Regions from separate parts of the Homo sapiens genome. Here region 1 is linked to region 2. Evidence: chromatin loops called from intact Hi-C (ENCODE). Cell type or tissue: OCI-LY7. All regions are shown on one strand. Each heading gives the region's core, and the rest is flanking DNA. Links, peaks and the distances in the headings are about the cores only. Region 1 overlaps LOC105377460 (a long non-coding RNA gene). Region 2 has its middle 9.3 kb from the start of MMAA.

The links. Peaks named below come from ENCODE experiments on the same cell type or tissue, not always from the same donor. Only the 100,000 strongest peaks of a DNase experiment are listed, where the experiment ranks them.
Region 1: a loop joins it to region 2, with 4 times the contacts of the local background. A loop is called at or near these places in 27 of 110 quality-filtered maps.

What each region holds. Positions count from the first base shown.
Region 1 is chr4:144,172,865-144,175,791 of GRCh38, reverse strand. The region is part of intron 9 of LOC105377460 (a long non-coding RNA gene); the gene reads right to left. Among named protein-coding and RNA genes, the nearest start is that of GYPA, 34 kb to the right of the region's middle. In OCI-LY7, for the core only: CTCF peaks have their summits at 1,048 and 1,257 (motif pointing left); a DNase peak (open chromatin) is centred at 1,191.
Region 2 is chr4:145,608,590-145,611,516 of GRCh38, reverse strand. No RefSeq gene overlaps it. Among named protein-coding and RNA genes, the nearest start is that of MMAA, 9.3 kb to the left of the region's middle. In OCI-LY7, for the core only: CTCF peaks have their summits at 1,304 and 1,507 (motif pointing right); DNase peaks (open chromatin) are centred at 1,516 and 1,816; H3K27ac peaks cover 652 bases.

The sequences.
Region 1 (2,927 bases), core at 187-2,686, 1.4 Mb after region 2:
CAAAGTAGTGAAAATATATCACTGACTGTGTCTAGTTGTTTTCACTTCTTTCAAGGTTTAGATTTCCTTTGCCTGCCTGTCTGATTTAACTGGAAAAAAAAAAAAAACCCTTATGGAAAGTGGGAACCTTGCATACTTCAAAGTTAACCAAGATCAAAGTCAAATGAAGTCCACTGAATAAAGAACAAGCCTAAATGCAAAATGTGTCACGTTGATATTGGCTTGAGTCTTTTAGGTTATGGCTTGTACCAAAGCCTTAACTTTGGATTTGTCAGGTATCTAAGCACTGTGAGGTCTTATGGGAAAAAAAATGGTTTACTTAGTTTCTGCAGGAGACCATTTAAACACAAACTTATCTACATAACCAGGGAAATAATGTAGCTATTGGTAAATGAAACCTTGAAAATGTGAAAGGCTTCTTGCCTGTTGCATCTTTGTTAGCTGCATTTAACTCCTGACAAATATTCATCTTCTACAGGCTACATCTTGTCTAATTACAGAATTAGAAAGTTTTAATATGAATTATGCCTCCCTAAAATGTGAGCATGCTAAAAAAACTGAAATTAGCTATTATATCTTTCTATCTCTGCTAGAAGCATCTCTTAAATTGAGACAGTTTCATTGAGTCTTTTCAGGATTCCAATCTTGTTTGTTTTTGAATCTCCACAAATTTAGGGTCTGGGGATTTAGGCTAATGTTGAGTTCAATAAAAAAAAATGGAGAATTATTAACATGCAAAAGGTAGTGTGGTCTGTTATTTAAAAGATGCAATGGGTGTTCTTGAATGTTCTGCTTCATTGGAGCCCTCCTACACCAGACATGTTACCAGTAAAGGCACAATGTTTTTTCCTTGAAATGGTCCATGCTGTTTCACTTGAAACGGTGTGTGCTGCTGCTGGGTGTTCTGTGGTTCTGTCTCAACAACATTACTCAGAACTCACATTCAGCAGGTATCAACCAATAGGCCCTTTGGTATCAGAGAAGGAAATAAATCACATTCTCTAGAAACACCCATCTGTTTTGAATAGTCCCATAGATAGATGGCTGTCTGTTTCCTGGAATATTTAATATTAGAAAAAACTAGTCCAAACAGTTTACTCTCCTTAAGACTAAGCAGCAAAAGGTCTTCCAGTAAATGCACTGCATAATGGGAGAGGCCAGAGACATCCGCCTGTGACTCAAAAACGGAAAGAAAAAAATACTGATAATTTCTGTGACTTTGGTGACCTCTAGCGATCAAATCTTAGAACAAATCTACCAAGTTTCTTTTCTAAAATAGAGGGCTCTACAGAGTTAGATATTACATATTCGTTTTCTAATTTTTCTACTCATTATTTATTTATTGGTTATTATTTTTAATTGCCACATAATAAGTGTACATATTTGTGGAGTGCAATGTGATATTTTCATACATGTGTACAATGTGTAATGATCAAATCAGGGTAATGAGCAAGACAGTCACCTCAAACATTTATCATTTCTTTGTGTTGAGAATACTCAAAATCCTCTCTTCTAGCTATTTGAAAATATACAATAAATTGTTGTTAACTCTGGTCCACACTACAGTGCTATAGACCATTAGAACACATTCCTCCTATCTAGCTATAATTTTGTATCCCTTAACCAATCTCCCCTAGCCCCTCTTCCCCCTACTCTTCCCAGACTTTGTAACCACGGTTCTACTCTCTACTTACATGATATCAACTTTTTTAGCTTCCACATATGATTGAGCTCATGTGGTATTTGTCTTTCCGTGCCTGGCTTATTTCATTTAACGTAACGTCCTTCAGGCTCATCCGTGTTGCCACGAAGGACCAAATTTCATTCTTTTAATGGTTGAACAGTATTCCACTCTTTATACACCACATTCTCTTCATTTATTCATTTGTTGATGGACACTTATTTAGGTTGATTCCATATGTTGGCTATTGCGAATAGTGCTGGAATAAACAGAAGAGTGCAGGTATTGGCCGGGCCTGGTGGCTCACTCCTGTAATCCCGGCACTTTGGAAGGCCGAGGCTGGCTGATGACCTGCGGTTAGGAGTTCAAGACCAGCCTGGCCAATGTGGTGAAACCCCGTCTCTACTATAAATACAAAAAATAGCCAGGCATGGTCATGGGCACCTGTAATCCCAGTGACTTGGGAGGCTGAGGCAGGAGAATATCTCGAACCCGGGAGGCGGAGATTGCAGTGAGCCAAGATCACCTCGCTGCACTCCAGCCTGGGCGACAAGAGCAAGACTCCATCTCAAAACAAAAAAAGAGTGTAGGTATCTCTTTGACATACTGATTTTTGAATATACACTCAGCAGTTAGTGAATCATATGGTGTTCTATTTGTAGTTTTTAGAGGAACCTCCATACTACTTTCCATAGTGGCTGTACTATTTTACATCCCACCAACAGTGCATAGGAGTTCCCCTTTTTCCAAATCCTCACCAGCATTTCTTCTTATTATTATTATTTTGGCTTTTTGATAATGTCCATTCCAACTGGGGTGAGATGATATCTCCCTATGGTTTAGATTTGCATTTCATCGGTGATTAGTCGTGATGAGCATTTTTCCAGATCCACAAAGATACCAATGCATCGTGGTCCCCAGGTACAACCTCACTCTGAGATTCTGATTTTAGGGCTCTTTCTCTTTGATCATGAGTGCCTTCTACCGTATTTGTATTGGTTAGGGTTATATGGTTGAAAGCAAAATAATGCTGTCTAATGGAAGACAAAGTATAAACAAACAAACAAAAAGAATTGCTCAGGAGATCCAGGAAAATGGTACTGAAGAGTCATTCTCTCCAGGGTGTGTTTAGGAAAAACCAGCTTAAACCAGGTTCTGTGTTCGAATTCCTCCACTCAAGACACCATATATGTAGGTATCTCCTTCAACCCTGCTTACCAATAGGAAATATTCTACATAGAGCCAA
Region 2 (2,927 bases), core at 150-2,649:
TGGTCATGACCACTTAAGTAATCCTTAAGAAGATTAGGCTCTCCTCACAGTTCTTGTCTTCTCACCAGAATTGCCCAGTGCTCCATTCACAGCAGTCGAGGCTTTTCTATTTGCTCCTCCAAATTCTTCCAGCCTCTATTTGTTACCCAGTTCCAAAGCCACATCTACATTTTCAGGTATTTGTTGTAGCAACAGCCCCACTCCTCAACACCAATTTTATGTCTTAGTCTGTTTTGTGCTTCTATAACAGAATGCCACAGACTAGGTAATTTATAAAGAAGAGAAATTATTCCTTACAGTTCTGGAGGCTGGGAAGTCCAGAATCAAGGGTCCCACACCTGGTGAGGCCTTCTTGCTCCATCATTCCATGGTGGAAGGCTTGGAGGGCAAGAGAGGGAAAGAGTAGGCAAGGGAAAAGAGTAGGGAAGGGGGCTGAACTTATCCTTTTATCAGGAACTCCACTCCCATGACAATTATGCACTCCTGCAATAATGGCTCCATTCATCCCTTAATGAGAGTAGAGCCCTCAGGACCCAGTCACCTCTCAAAAGTTTCACTTCTCAACACCATTGCATTGGAAATGAAGCCTCCAACACATTAACTTTGGGGAACACATTCAAATCACAGCAACCCTGCATGCTTTCTTCTACTCTCACTATTATCGTGATAAAATAATTTATTTTTTAATAGAAAGATTTCCAACATACAGATCTGTCCCACATGTATCTCTTTCAAGGATTTATAAAATTAAACATTTCTCTTTCAATAGATCATTGAGAGGATTGGGGACTATAAATCACTTTTAATTTTAAAAAGTATTTTTGACCCTTAAAAAGGTTTTAAGTTACTCATCTTCACAATTGTTTATTTTGACTGTCGATTATGCTTAATATAATGAGATTAATTTTCAAATTTCACTTGGTAAATAGAGTTCATAGACCTTTCTTTCCAGAAGTTGCCTTTTTAAAAAAATGACTTTTATTTAAATGTTTTTTCAACCTTTATCTTTTACAGTTTTTAACTTCATGTTACTTCTAATAATTCTGAAAACAATTATTCCATTTTGGTATAATTTTCTAAACTCACAGGGGAAGTCTGATTTTCTTTTCTTGGTATGAACATAAAGGGAAAATCAAATGTGATGGCATGGTAACAACTAATCGCAGCTGATATTATTAAACTATTTTATGGCTATTGTCAACATCCCTGTGAGATAGATGCTACTGTTATCCCATTTTACATACAGGGAAACTGAGACTCAGGGAGATTAACCAATGTGCCCAAATGTTACATGATAGTATAAAAGTCTGGCTTTGAGCTCATGTAATTGACTTCAGTGTCCACATACTTAATCATTGGTGCTTACTTTTCTGTGAATTTACTAAAGTAACAGGATTATTTCAGATTCCCTAACTTATTATGATAGTTCCAATTTCAGTGTTATCTATACATAAGATGTGATGAAATGGCACCATGTTGGCAAATGTTTCGATGTAGCGCACAATTTCACCACATGATGGTGCCAGTGAAGTGAGAAGTCATCTGCTGCTAGTATTTGACATTAGGCTCAGACCTAAATATGTCAACAGAATGTAGTAAAAGATGTTTAAAAATTTTTTTAAAGAGCAATCATAAATAATTATAGACTAGAGTGTCTTTTGAAAACATAAGGAATGAAAACATCACAAATACAAAAAGGGTAAGAGTAATTGACTCATAAAACTTAAAAATAAAAAAGATGAGCTTTTGTATTCATAAGGAAGTATGTAGGACAGATGTCAGAGACTTTCCACAGGAAGGAAAACACCAAAGGAAATGAATTAAATGAGGGCAGGTGACTTAAAAAAAATGAGACCAGCTGTATAGTGATGTAGCTCCAGGGTCAAATGGTTCCAGTAAGATTCCACAATCAGTGCAAACGAGTTAGCAAAAGCCAATGACTAAAAGATTTTTAAAAACCTTTAATAGACATTACTACTTCCTTTTCTAATCTAAAATAAGTATTATTTTTCCCTGCATTATCAAAGATGGAAACAACAATAGAAGGAAGAAGCATTGCTTTTCAGAAATTATTGAAACAAATCCTTACATGTCATTATTACAGTGATTCTCCAAGTTTGGTCCCTGGACCAGCAGCATTGACATCACCTGAAATGTTAGAAATACAAATTATTTGGCCACGCTCAGACTTTTACTGAACCTGAAACTTGGGGAATGAGGCCTTTCAGGGCTTTTGGATGCACCCAAAAGTTAGGGATCCACTGTGTTACTTATGGCCCACGCCTGTAATCCCAGCACTTTGGGAGGCTGAGGCAGGCAGATCACGTGAAGTCAGGAGTTCGAGACCAACCTGGCCAACATGGTGAAACACTGTCTCTACCAAAAATACAAAAATTAGCGAGGCATGCTGGTGGGCACCTGTAATCGCAGCTACTTGGAAGGCTGAGGCAGAAGAATCACATTAACCTGGGAGGCGGAGGTTGCAGTGAGCTGAGATCGCGCCACTGCACTCCAGCCTGAGCAAGACTCTATCTCAAAACAAAACAAAAAAAAGGATAGAAAGAAAACAAATTCACCAAAGCATAATTAATAATACAAAGATATTGGAAATGCCAGTTTAATATTAAAGAAATATTAAGTAAATAATAGTATATTGTCAAGGCATTTAAACATGATTCTGTTAAATAATTTTTAATAATGGAAAATGCCTATTATATAATAGCAGAAGAGTCTCAATTATGTAAAACAATTCTAGAAGAAATATTAGAAGGAAAGAAGCAAAACTAGTTATTAATGGTTGCCTTGGAGTGATGTGATTAAATATACCATTTTCCTCCTGCCTGATTATATTGCAGATGCTGTTTTCAAATTTTATATGAGAAACTATTTTACTCCTATAAATAAGTCTTATAATGATTAAGGATGTT